Linked DNA regions of Homo sapiens: region 1 is linked to region 2. A link is a contact called in ENCODE Hi-C or POLR2A ChIA-PET data. All regions are on one chromosome and are shown on one strand. Each heading gives the region's core, a stretch centred on a gene start or an enhancer-like site at or near the end of the contact. The rest is flanking DNA. Distances are from core to core; before and after follow the strand shown.

Region 1 (5,979 bases), core at 3,309-5,808, 46 kb after region 2:
TCGCATCCGGCCTCGCGTGCCCCTTGCATCCTCTTGACACCGTCCCTCTCACAGGGGCTGTATGAGTATCTGCGGCCCTCAGGGACCCCTGCCCGGCTGTCCTGCCTCTCCAAGAACCTGAACTATGACACCTTTGGCCTCGCTGTTCCCTCAACCCTGCCGGCTGGGCCTGAAATAGGGCCCAGGTGAGTCGTTGGGGGCCAGTGGTCTGGGAGTGTGAACGGGGAGAGGGGAATTGATGCCTGTTTCCCCGTGGACTGGAGGGCTGGCGCGAGGTCCATCCAAACCATCTCTTAGTCCTGCTGAGTACCACGTTGTGGCCTCACACTTTCCCTACCCCAGGCCTGCCGAGACTCTCAGCTCTGCCCCATGAATGTCTGTACTCTCCCAGAAACTCATGGGTCTAGGAGCTTGGGGTCCCCCAGAGGTTCACTGGAGCAGAAGCTTGGGGTCCCTCAGAGGCTCATGGGAGCAGGAGCTTGGGGTCCCCCAGAGGCTCATGGGAGCAGAAACTTGGGGTCCTCCAGAGGCTCATGGGAGCAGGAGTTTGAGGTCCCCCCAGAGACTCAAGGGAGCAGTTTAGGGTCTACCAGAGGCTCATGGGAGCAGGAGCTTAGGGTCCCCCAGAGGCTCATGGAGCAGGAACTTAGGGTCCTCCAGAGGCTCATGGGAGCAGAAGCTTTGGGTCCTCCGGGGCTCATGGGAACAGGAATTTGGGGTGCCCCACAGGCTTATGAGAGCAGTTTAGGGTCTGCCAGAGGCTCATGGGAGTAGGAGTTTAGGGTCCCCCAGAGGCTCATGGGAGCAGGAGTTTAGGGTACCCAGAGGCTAGTGGGAACAGGGGTTTGGGGTCCCCCAGAGGCTCATGGGAGCAGAAACTTGAGTCATCCAGAGGCTCATGGGAGCAGGAATTTGGGGTTCCCCAGAGGCTCATGGGAGCAGTTTAAGGTCCCCCAGAGGCTCATGGGAGCTGGAGTTTAGGGTCCCCCAGTGAATCATGGGAGCAGGAGTTTTAGGGTCCCCCAGAGGCTCATGGGAACAGGGGTTTGGGGTGCCCCAGAGGCTCACGGGAGCCAAGGCAGTCTTCCCAGTGCGGTAGAGCATAGGGTCTGAGCAGATTGAGGCCCCAGGACTCCTCCTCATGTCCCACCCTACTCCAGCCCAGCACCCCCCTATGGGCTCTTCGTTGGGGGCCGTTTCCAGGCTCCTGGGGCCCGAAGCTCCAGGCCCATCCGGGATTCGTCTGGCAACCTCCATGGCTACGTGGCTGAGGGTGGAGCCAAGGACATCCGAGGTGCTGTGGAGGCCGCTCACCAGGCTTTCCCTGGGTAAGGGGTCACACGGGAAAGCCCAAGGGTCATGGTGTGGCAGAGAGGGGAGCCTGCCCACAGCAATTGGTGGACTGGGAGGCTGGGCCCCCAGGGTAGGGGCTGTGGACAGAGGTGGGGTGTCAGGAGAGCCAAGACCAGGATGCCAACCCCCACTGTGCGCTGTCTGCCCACAGCTGGGCGGGCCAGTCCCCAGGAGCCCGGGCAGCCCTGCTGTGGGCCCTGGCGGCTGCACTGGAGCGCCGGAAGTCTACCCTGGCCTCGAGGCTGGAGAGGCAGGGAGCGGAGCTCAAGGCTGCGGAGGCGGAGGTGGAGCTGAGCGCAAGACGACTTCGGGCGTGGGGGGCCCGGGTGCAGGCCCAAGGCCACACCCTGCAGGTGAAGGGTCTGTGGGCACCTGGGCCAGCTGGGCAGGCGGGGTGGGGCTCAGACCAGAGGCTGTGAGATAACCCAGGCTTGGAATTCGGGCCCAGCCCCACCGCCTTCCACGGCAGGATCATCAGCAAGTGGCTTCACCTCTCCCTACCTCAGTTCCCTCATCTGTACAGTGAGTGGGCACACAACCCGCCTCGTAGAGTAGCGTTCGCCAGATGATGGATAGCGACCCATTCCTGGACCCTAAAATCAATTTAGTGGGCTGTTAGGCGGTTCTCACATTGCTGTAAAGAAACACCTGGGGGCGCAGTGGCTCACGCCTGTAATCCCAGTACTTCGCGAGGCTGAGGCAGGCGGATCACGAGGTCAGGAGATCGAGACCAGCCTGGGCAACACGGTGAAACCTGGTCTCTACTAAAAATACAAAAAATTAGCTGGGTACGGTGGTGGGCACCTATAGTCCCAGCTACTTAGGAGGCTGAGGCAGGAAAATTGCTTGAACCCAGGAGGCAGTGGTTGCAGTGAGCCGAGATCGTGCCACTGCACTCCAGCCTGAGTGACAGAGTGAGACCTTGTGTCACAAAAAAAAACAAAAAACAAAAAATACCTGGCCAGACATGGTGGCTCACGCCTGTAATCCTAGCACTTTGGGAGGCAAAAGTGGGTGGATCGCTTGAGGCCAGGAGTTTGAAACCAGCCTGGGCAACACAGTGAAACCCTGTCTCCACAAAAAATAGATAAATTAGCTGGGCATGTTGGCACCAGTCTCCCTCTGGCACCCGGCTGGAGTGCAGTGCCACAATCATGGCTCACTGCAGCCTCAACCTCCGAGGTCCAAGTGAGCCCCCCACCTCAGCCTCCTGAGTATCTGGGATCACAGGCACACACCAGCACACATGACTGGGTGTTTTTGTATTTTTGCAGAGACAAGAGACTCGCCATGTTGCCCAGGCTGATCTTGAACTCCTAGCTTCAAGTGATCCGCCTGTCTTGACCTCCCAAAGTGCTGGGATTATAGGCGTGAGCCACTGCGCCTGGCCAGGGATTACATTTCAACATGAGATTTGGGTGGGACATCTGAACTATATCATGGGCCAAACCATATTTCTTTCTTTCTTTTTTTTTTTTTTTTGAGACAGAGTCTCGCTCTGTCGCCCAGGCTGGAGTGCAGTGGCGCAATCTCGGCTCACTGCAACCTCTGCATCCCAGGTTCACGCCATTCTCCTGCCCCAGCCTTCCGAGTGGCTGGGACTACAGGTGCCCACCACCACACCCGGCTAATTTTTTTTTTGTATATTTAGTAGAGACAGGGTTTCACCATGTTAGGATGGTCTCGATCTCCTGACCTCGTGATCCGCCCACCTTGGCCTCCCAAAGTGCTGGGATTACAGGTGTGAGCCACTACACCCGGCCTTCTTTTTTTTAAATTTTATTTTACTTTAGTTCTGGGATACATGTGCAGAACGCGCAGGCTTGTTACATAGGGATACACGTGCCATGGTGGTTTGCTGCACCTATTGACCTGCCCTCTAAGTTCCCTCCCCTTGCCTCCCACCCCCCAACACCATATTTATTTTTAACAAAAGAAAATAGACCAGGCGCAGTGGCTCACGCCTGTAATCTCAGCACTTTGCGAGGCCAAGGTGGGCAGATCACAAGGTCAAGAGATCGAGACCATCCTGGCTAACACAGTGAAACCCCGTCTCTACTAAATATACAAAAAAAAAAAATTAGCCGGGCATGGTGGCAGGTGCCTGTAGTCTCAGCTACTCAGGAGACTGAGGCAGGAGAATGGCGTGAACCCGGGAGGCGGAGGTTGCAGTGAGCCAAGATCGCACCACTGCACTCTAGCCAGGGCGACAGAGTGAGAGTCCGTCTCAAAAAAAAAAAAAAAGAAAGGCGGTTATGCAGGATGTTTCTCACCGCCCGAACCCCCGTGGAATGATTCACTTTGACCAGCGTCTGCGAAATGGCAGGGGCTTCCACAATGGTGCGGTTTGGGCCAACACCAAGTGTTGGGGAGAATGTAGAGGAACTGGATCTCTCATTTACTGCGGGCGGGGCTCCCCTGCCCCACACGTGACCCACCTGTCCCTGCAGGTAGCCGGGCTGAGAGGCCCTGTGCTGCGCCTGCGGGAGCCGCTGGGTGTGCTGGCTGTGGTGTGTCCGGACGAGTGGCCCCTGCTTGCCTTCGTGTCCCTGCTGGCTCCCGCCCTGGCCTACGGCAACACTGTGGTCATGGTGCCCAGTGCGGCCTGTCCTCTGCTGGCCCTGGAGGTCTGCCAGGTATAGCCCCCTGCCTTCCTGCCTCTCCTCCCCGTAGCCTCAGGGCAGCAGAAAAAGGCGCCCCAAAGTCGGCAGGAGCTTGTCTCTTACCCCACCCTCCGTGGTACCCATGCTGCCCCCAGCCCCAGCACCCAAACCTTCACTCCTTGGGGACCCAGTGCCCATTCTTCACCCTAGGCCTGGGGCTTTCTCCTCCATGACCCCCCATCCCCTTCCCTCCCATGGGCACCCCCTGAATGCCCACTCCTTGCCCTGCCCCCACGGCCTCCCCAACCTTTCACTCTCTCTATCCCCTAGGACATGGCCACCGTGTTCCCAGCAGGCCTGGCCAACGTGGTGACAGGAGACCGGGACCATCTGACCCGCTGCCTGGCCTTGCACCAAGACGTCCAGGCCATGTGGTATTTCGGATCAGCCCAGGTGCTCTTTGTTCTGTTTTGCCATCTTCAGCATCTCAAACTTCAAACAGGCTCCTCCTTTTCTGGAAACACAGCCCCGCCCTCTTAGAACTCCTGTTGGTAAGGGGAGAAACTCCTTGACAAGAAGGTTTTGAGGCCCCGCCCTTAGGACTCAAGTTACTAAGGAAGAGGCTGTCCTTAGCAACAGGGGCCTGAGAGCTGCCTAGCCCAAAGACCTCGTCTCAGGGGACAGCCCGTTGCTAAGGACCACACCCTAGATTTGGAGGCCCACAGTCTACGCTTTGTTTTTCTATTTTGAGACAGAACCTCACCCTGTCACCCAGATGCAATCATACCTCACTGCAGCCGCAACCTCCCAGGCTCAAGCCACCGTCCCACCTCAGCTTCCTGAGTAGCTGGGACCACAGGCGTGCACCACCATGCCCAGCTAATTTTTTTCTTTTGCAGAGACTGGGGTTTCTCTATGTTGGCCAGGCTGATCTTGAACTCCTGGGCTCAAGTGATCTGCCCGCCTCGGCCTCTCAAAGTGCTGGGATTACAGGTGTGAGCCAGCACAACTGGTTGAGTCTACTGTTTTTTTTTTTATTTTATTTTATTTTATTTTATTTTTTTTGAGACAGAGTCTCACTCTGTCGCCCAGGCTGGAATACAGTGGCACGATCTTGGCTCACTGCAACCTCTGCCTCCCGGGTTCAAGTGATTCTCCTGCCTCCCAAGTAGCTGAGACTACAGGCACTCACCGCCATGCCCAGCTAATTGTTGGGGGTTTTTTTTTAGTAGAGATGGGGTTTCGCCATATTGGCCAGGCTGGTCTCGAACTCCTGACCTCGCGTGATCTGCCTGCCTCAGCCTCCCAAAATGCTGAGATTACAGGCGTGAGCCACTGTGCCCAACCAATTTTTACTTTTTAAATGGAGACGGGGTCTCGCCATATTGTCCAGGCTGGTCTCAAACTCCTGAACTCAAGCGATCCTCCCGCCTCAGCCACCCCAAGTGCTGGGATTACAGGAGCGAGTCACCGCGCCCCACCGTCCACTCTCTTAAACCTCCTGTTGGTAACAGATGTGAACTTGTTGACAAGAGCCTTGGGGCCCATTCCTTTCAACATGGGCTGTTAAGGGAGAGGAAATTCCCTAACCACTGGGTCCAGTGCTTTTCCCTACCATCTGGAAGTTCTGCTTGGGAGGAGCTGGGCATTGTAGCTGCAGAGCCTGGGTCCAGCCTGAAGCCCCTCGTCAGTAACAGTCTTCATCGCGGAGGAAGCAGGTGCTCAGCAACAAGCCTGCAGAAGTGCTTACCCCCGTCTCTTCCTCCCCTCAGGGTTCCCAGTTTGTCGAGTGGGCCTCGGCAGGAAACCTCAAACCGGTGTGGGCGAGCAGGGGCTGCCCGCGGGCCTGGGACCAGGAGGCCGAGGGGGCAGGCCCAGAGCTGGGGCTGCGAGTGGCGCGGACCAAGGCCCTGTGGCTGCCTATGGGGGACTGATGCCTGAGCGCCACCTACTGCATTTTGGACACCTCACACCAAGGGGAGATGCACCCCACAGACACCTGGGACTTTCCCCTTCTGGTTCC
Region 2 (6,747 bases), core at 737-3,236:
TTCTCTTCTCCTGCCCCAGCCTGGCGCCCCGAAGGTCTCTAGAGAAGGAGACCCGAAGTCAGAAAACCCTGAAAAAAATTGCTGGACGCTGCTGTGAGAAGAGGAAACCCTTTTCAAATAAAAGCGTTTTGCTACGTAACGGGCGCTGTACTGAAGTCTTATGAAGTATATCTTATTGGATCCTCGTAACAGATGAAGAAAAGGAGACACAGAGACTGACGTCAAGAAGGCTTTCTCAGTACTACGCAGCTAGATTTGGAGGACCCTGGGTTTGGATGCTAGGGCTGCCTCACACCAGAGCCCGCGATCTTTCCACTGTGCCTGGGGAGAAGTCTGGAAGTGATGGGAGGGAGGAACAGCGAAATTCAAAGATGAGAGCTGATGGAGAGACAGATAGAAACCTAACGGAGGAAAGAAAAGGAAGATATGAAGGAGTCAGGCAGAGGAAAAAGGAAAAAAGAAAGTGATGGAGAAGGGAAGGAAGAGTTTCAGAGGCAGAAGGAGAATAGAGAGAGGAGGCAGAGATTCCCAGAAGACCAGAAAGCCAAAAGGGTGAAAGGGGAGATAACCACAAGGACCCAGGGAGACGGGGACACATACCCAGAGAGGAAAGAGACCCAGAGAAAGGGACAGAGACGGAGGAGGACAGAGACCTTGGAGATTACAGAGAACCAGAGAGAAGGGGACAGAGATGGGGGTAGGGAGGGACAGGGGCCCAGAATGAAAGGAGGGGGCGGGGGGGTGGGGGCGATAGGGAAGCAGAGATCCAGAAATAGGAAAGAAGCCAGCTTCCTGGACAAAGACAGGCAGAGAGAAACGGAATTGAGGAAAGAAAATAGAGTGGGGACTGAGGAGAGAGATGCCAGAGTGGCCGACACAGAGTCCTGTCTCTTTTCTACCCCCCATTTCAAGCCCCGCGCCCCCAACCCAACGCACACGCAGGTCGCGCAGGAACTAGGCGCAGTCCGGAGCGCAGGGCATGGTCTTTATTAAGATGGGGACGGGCAGCGCGCTCAGGGCGCATCCAACACCAGCAGCTTGTGCATGTACGAGTTCAGCCAGTGGCGGCGCTCGAGGGCGGCCAGCAACCGCGCGCGCTCCCGGAAGGCCGCGTCGTCCGCCAGCGCCAGGCTCCTCCGCGGCCTGGGGGTGGCGGGATCCGCCCAGGCCCGTCCTGGGGGGCGGAGGCTGTGGAGAGACGCGGTGACCGCGCGTCCAGACTCGCTCTTGCCGCCGCCTGTCCTCCCCGCGGTCTAACTCGAAGCCCCGTTACTGCCCAGTCCGTGGAGTGGCTCGGTCCGGCTCCCCCTGTCTCTCTCGTTCTCTGTGTGGGTCTCTGTCTCTCTGCTCACCAGGTTCGAAACTCCCCAGGTACTGAGACCGAGTCTGATGCACTTGTCCGCCCACAGCGCTCAGCGCATGGCCAGGCGCACACCAAGAACCCAATAAACGTTGCTCAAAGAATGAATCCGTTTCTGCAACGACTCCTTTCGAGCCTCTCCACGCCTTTCTCGGGATCTATCTTTCTGTGTCTCTTTCCCTTGCTGATTTTCTGTCCATTTCCCGCACCACCACTACCACCAAACCCTCCTCCCGCCTTCCCCCACCCCTAGTCTCTGTCTTCTCGCTGGGTCTCGGTCGCCCTCTCTTTGGGCTTCTGTTCCGCTTTCTGGATCTTCCGTCCCCTTTCTCTTTGGTTCTCTTCCCACTTCTCCAAGTTCCCACCCCTCCCTGGGAGTTCTGGGACTGGCACCTACCTGAGGACCCCGACCGGGGGCAGGGCGACTCCCGAGGCAGTGCGGACGCCCCAGGGCACCACCAGCAGCAGCAGCAGCAGCAGCAGCAGCCGAACCCGAGGGCTCCTGGACACCTGGCGGGTCTCCATCACCTGTGGAGAACCAGAAAGGGGCTCAGTAGGGCTGCATCCCGGCCCAGAACCCCGGGCCCCACCATGCATCCACCCCCAGCTTCCCGCACAGTCCCCTACCGTGCAGTGGGCTGGGGCAGCGATGGTGGCAGCCCCCTTATATCGCCTCCGCAGCCCCCGCACCGGGCAGTGACGCAGGCCGGGGGGCCGGGGACGCGGGGTCACCCCCTCCCCAGGCTCATTAGGAGCCGCCAGCGGTAATGAGGAGCCGGGGGTGGGGGACCTGCCGCTGCCTTGGCCGCCACCAACTAATTGGGACCAGAAGCTGGACCTGAGACGAGGGAGGGGGAGAGACAGACAGACAGAGAGGTGGACACAGGGGGTGTGTCAGAGGGCTAAAAATAGAGACTGGCGGAAGGACCGTCAGAGGAACAGAGACACAAAGAGAAGGACAAAGACAGAGTGGCCGAGGAAGAAATAGAGAGAAAGAATGGGAACGACAGAAAAAGAAAGGAAAAGGAAGAAAACAAGAAAAGAGAGCGAAGGAGATGGAAACGAACAGTCAGATGGAGATGGAGGAGGGAAAGAAAAGGCTCTCAGAAAGACAGACGGAAATGGAAGGACGTCCTGGTCTGGAAGGAGCTGCCCAGAGATAAATACAGCAGCGAGAGGCCCAGAAAGATCGAGGGTGAGGTAGGGAGGGGGGAAAGGCAAGAAATGGCAAAGGGTACGTGTGGCAGGGGTGTGAGGACAGGAAAAGTGACAGACCACATCAGAAAAACCTCAGAGAGTGAGAAGAGGGGAAAACAGACAGGGCTCCTGAGCTGCCCTAAGGATGTGTCTAAGCCCTTATCTGGGAGGAGTTTGGGGGTGCTGTGAAGATTAAAGCCCAGTCCTCCTCACACTGACTCTTTTTGTGTGTGTGTGTTTGTCTGTTTGAGATGGAGTCTTGCTCTTGTTGCCCAGGCTGGAGTGCAATGGCACTATCTCGGCTCACTGCAACCTCCACCTCCCAGGTTCAAGCCATTGTCCTGCCTCAGCCTCCCGAGTAGCTGGGATTACAGGTGCCCACCATCACGCCCAGCTAATTTTTGTATTTTTAGTAGAGATAGGGTTTCGCCAAACTGTTGGCCAGGCTGGTCTTGAACTCCTGACCTTGTGATCTGCCCTCCTTGGCCTCCCAGAGTGTTGGGATTACAGGCGTGAGCCAGCACACCCAGTCCACACTGACTCTTAAGAGGGGCCTCAGCCGGGTGCTGTGGCTCATGCCTGTAATCCCAGCACTTTGGAAGGCCGTGGTGGGTGGATCACTTGAGGTCAGGAGTTCGAGACCAGACTGGCCAACATGGCGAAACTCCTTCTCTACAAAAATACATAAATTAGGTGTGGTGTAATCCCAGCTACTTGGGAGGCTGAGGCAGGAAAATCGCTTGAACCTGGGAGAGGGAGGTTGCAGTGAGCTGAGATCGCACCACTGCACTCCAGCCTGGGCAACAGAGTGAGACTCTGTCTCAAAAAAAAAAAAAAATTTAAAAAGAGGGGCCTTTATACACAGTGAGGAGAAGATGGGCAAAACTTGGAAGTCCTACAGAGCAGTAGAAACTTGGGATGTGGGAACTTGGGCTCCTAGTTTCCTAGGAAGGTGGTGGCAGAAGCTTGGACTCCTGAGTCTAAGAGTGGATGGGACAGGGACCCAGATTCCTATGTTCTGGGGAAGGAGGAGGCTGGGGACTTGGATTCCTGAATCTGAGGAAGGAAGGAGCTAGAGGACTGGAGTTCTGAGTCTGGGGGGAGGGAGCTGGGGGATACAACTTAGGGGACTTGAAATAGGAAGGTACCAGGGAACTAGACCCCTGGGTTTTCAGGTAGGAGAGGGTAGAGGGCCAGGACCACTGGTTTCAAAAAAATAATTTGGGCCACATCTCCACTAGATCAATCCAGTTTCTAACTCCCTTCCCCACCCCAGAGAAAATGTCCTTTACTTCTGTCCCTTTAAGAGTCTAAGTCTGTCGCTAGGCTCCCAGGATCCCCTGGGAGGGGGTGAGGTGCGTCACCTGTGTGCCCCTGAGACCCTACCTCCCACCGCCCTGCCCAGATCTGTTCTGCAACATTCACCGTTCTCTGCATCCAGCTCTGCTTATCTGCTGTTACCTTGGACACCAGAGCAGGTAAGAGACCCCAGGACCTCAAGTAAGCCTGTCCCATCGATGTGTCGGCCGCCTCCACCTCCACCTGAACACAGACCTATGCTTCTCTGCCCAGACTGGCCCCGGAGATGCCGAAATCCTAGCTCCATCTTCAATAACAGACTTGAGAGTCCTGCCCCAAAGCTCTCTTCTTCAAGTCCCTACCCCTCTACTCTGCAGAGCCCAGACCCCAGACCCTATTTCTGGAGGACTCAGAGCTCCCAATTCCTTTCTAACTCAGGAACCAAGAGCTCAAGGCCTCTTATCTCCTTTCACCCCTGCAATCCAGCCCCCAAACCTTGCTCCCTCAAAATTCTAGGCACCTGAACTTCCAGCCTTCTCCTCTCTAAAGAACCAGGAGCCAGGAACCTCAGCCCCCTCACCCTGCAAGACGCAGGAGTCTGAACCCCCAGCAACCTTCTTAACCCAGAGCCCAAATGTCTCCCTCCTCCCTCAAATCCATGAGTCCAGCCCTCAGCCGTTAGGAGCCTCCTGTAGTGTAAACAACTGTTGAGTCAAGGTGTCCCGGGGGACCTCGGAGAGGAAGGAGATCCCACGTCCCCTCGAAGCCCTGACACTCCCTAAAGTCGAAGTCGAGGAGATCTGAGGCCTGGAGAAGTGTCGTTCTTTCCCAATTTTTCTAGGACCCCTCGCTGAAACAGATAAGGAAATTAACTACGACTCCCAAGTAGCCCCGCGCCTCAGTCTCTCTTGGCTACCTGGGCCATCGCCCCACAAGCCTCCAAGGGACTTGCGATTGGGTTCTCTTCCCATCCCTGGCGCCAAGCTGGGCCCCGGACAGACGTGGTCCACCTGTGTTCCAGTGGGCGTGGCCTCCGGGAGTGGGCGGGGCTCCTGGGAGCCTTCGGCCTTAACCCCTTCCTTCCCGCTCTCCCCCGCAGCTATAGGTATCTGCCAGAGCTATGAAATCATTCAGCCGGATCCTCTTCCTCGTCTTCCTCCTCGCCGGCCTGAGGTCCAAGGCCGCTCCCTCAGCCCCTCTGCCTTTGGGCTGTGGCTTTCCGGACATGGCCCACCCCTCTGAGACTTCCCCTCTGAAGGGTGCTTCTGAAAATTCCAAACGAGATCGCCTTAACCCAGAATTTCCTGGGACTCCTTACCCTGAGCCTTCCAAGCTACCTCATACGGTTTCCCTGGAAACCTTCCCACTTGACTTCACTGAGCCCCTCAACCCTGACCTCCGAGAAACCCCGCACCCAGAGTCTCCTGAGACCCCCAAAGCTGACTCACTCACAACCTCAATATCAGAATCCCTGGACATGCCCAAAACTAACCTCTCCAAAATGGCACACCCAGAGTCTTCTGAGACCCCCACACCTGGCCCAACTGAAATGCCACACCCAGGATCCCCTGAGACCCCCAAACCTAACTTCTCCAAAACTTCACGCCCAGAATTTCCTGAGACCCCAAACACTGACCTTATGCAAACTACACCCCAAGAATCCCCAGAGATTCTGCAGCTTAATGCCACTGAAGTCTCACAGGCAGAACTCCCCGAGACCTCAAACACTAACCCTACCAAGACCCCTGACCCCAAATCCCCAGAAAAGCATGACCTCAACTCCACTGAGACCCCAAACTCTGAATTTCTCCAAGCTCTCCATCCTGACCCTTCTAAAACCCCCCACCCAGAATCCCATGTGACCCACAATCCCAGCCCCACCGAAATTTCCCAAACAGAATTCCCCACAACCTACTACCAAAATGCAACAGATGTACCCAGGACCTCCGACCCTCAAATCTCCACTAGTCTCTACCCAGAAACACCTGTGCCCTTCAAGGATGACGCCACTGCTCTAAATGAGCTGTCCCTGAATCCCAAACCAGGAACACCTGCAGCCATCCAGCCCGACTCCCCAAAATTGCCCACTTCAGATTCTCCAGGAATGGTTGAGCTGAAGGCCCCCCAGAACTCTGGCCCTAAGGAGTCCAACGTCCCTCCTCCCTCAGCCCGGATTGCAGGTCCCCCTGCTCTTCCAGGGCGCCCCAGTCAGTTGGCCCCTGCCACTCTGCGGGCACCCCAGAGGCACAGCCGAGGTGAGGGAGTCAACACCATCATCGTGGTGGAGCGAGTGAAGGAGACCGGTGAGGGGCAGGAGCCGGACTCCTGAGTCTGAGGGAGGGGCTGGGGGCCTGGACTCCTGGGTCCGAGGGAGGAGGGGCTGGGGGCCTGGACTCCTGGGTGCGAGGGAGGAGGGGCTGGGGGCCTGGACTCCTGGGTCCGAGGGAGGAGGGGCTGGGGGCCTGGACTCCTGGGTGCGAGGGAGGACCGGCTGGGGTCTGGACTCCTGGGTCTGAGGGAGAAGGGTTTGGGAACAGGAATTCCTGGATCTGAGGGAGGAGGGGCTAGGAGCTTGGACCCCTGGGTCTGAGAGAGGAGGGGGTTAGGAGCTTAGATTGCTGGTATCCCCCTTCAGGCGTGACTCTGGTGGGGCGACCACGTGGCGCAGCAGGCGGGGCCCTCTGCCTGTTCTTCGCGGGGACCGCGCTGCTGATCGGCATCTTTGTGCTGCTGTGGTGTCTTTACCGCCGGGCAGCTAGACAGCGGCCCTTCGCACATCACCGGCTTCCGGACGACGGAGATGAACCGGGTGAGCGCCCTGCCCCTTGAATGCCTGCACTTTTCCATAACCTGGTCTCTCCCGGCACTACAGGGCGCCAGCCAAAAAAGCA

What was found. Hi-C counts contacts between places; a loop is a spot of excess contacts on that map. ChIA-PET counts read pairs that join two places held with the same protein, here RNA polymerase II (POLR2A). Pooled maps may share reads with other maps.
Region 1: a pooled map shows a loop between it and region 2 (2.7-fold over the local background). The contact joins the enhancer-like site here to the promoter of PTH2 in region 2. A Hi-C loop is called at or near these places in 6 of 50 pooled maps. POLR2A ChIA-PET finds 5 or more read pairs at or near these places in 23 of 52 experiments (A673, CD4-positive, alpha-beta T cell, CD4-positive, alpha-beta memory T cell and 17 more).

Annotation. Positions count from the first base shown.
Region 1 is chr19:49,464,578-49,470,556 of GRCh38, forward strand. ALDH16A1 (aldehyde dehydrogenase 16 family member A1) reads left to right here. Exons shown (of 17, transcript NM_153329.4): 12 at 55-185; 13 at 1,161-1,328; 14 at 1,505-1,706; 15 at 3,804-3,989; 16 at 4,287-4,409; 17 at 5,729-5,979. The coding sequence ends at 5,890. Among named protein-coding and RNA genes, the nearest start is that of FLT3LG, 6.6 kb to the right of the region's middle. RefSeq lists an enhancer at 4,257-4,456 and a silencer at 4,877-4,926. Within about 2 kb of position 4,559, at least 21 of the 41 ENCODE cell types and tissues checked have a DNase peak (open chromatin) inside an H3K27ac peak, as active enhancers do; they include CD4-positive, alpha-beta T cell and GM12878, where a contact is called at or near this core.
Region 2 is chr19:49,421,455-49,428,201 of GRCh38, forward strand. It overlaps PTH2 (parathyroid hormone 2), which reads right to left and starts at 1,987. Exons shown (of 2, transcript NM_178449.4): 1 at 1,758-1,987; 2 at 965-1,188. The coding sequence starts at 1,885. The coding sequence ends at 1,014. It overlaps GFY (golgi associated olfactory signaling regulator), which reads left to right and starts at 3,934. Exons shown (of 4, transcript NM_001195256.2): 1 at 3,934-4,035; 2 at 4,956-6,159; 3 at 6,492-6,665. The coding sequence starts at 4,977. RefSeq lists a silencer at 2,103-2,306.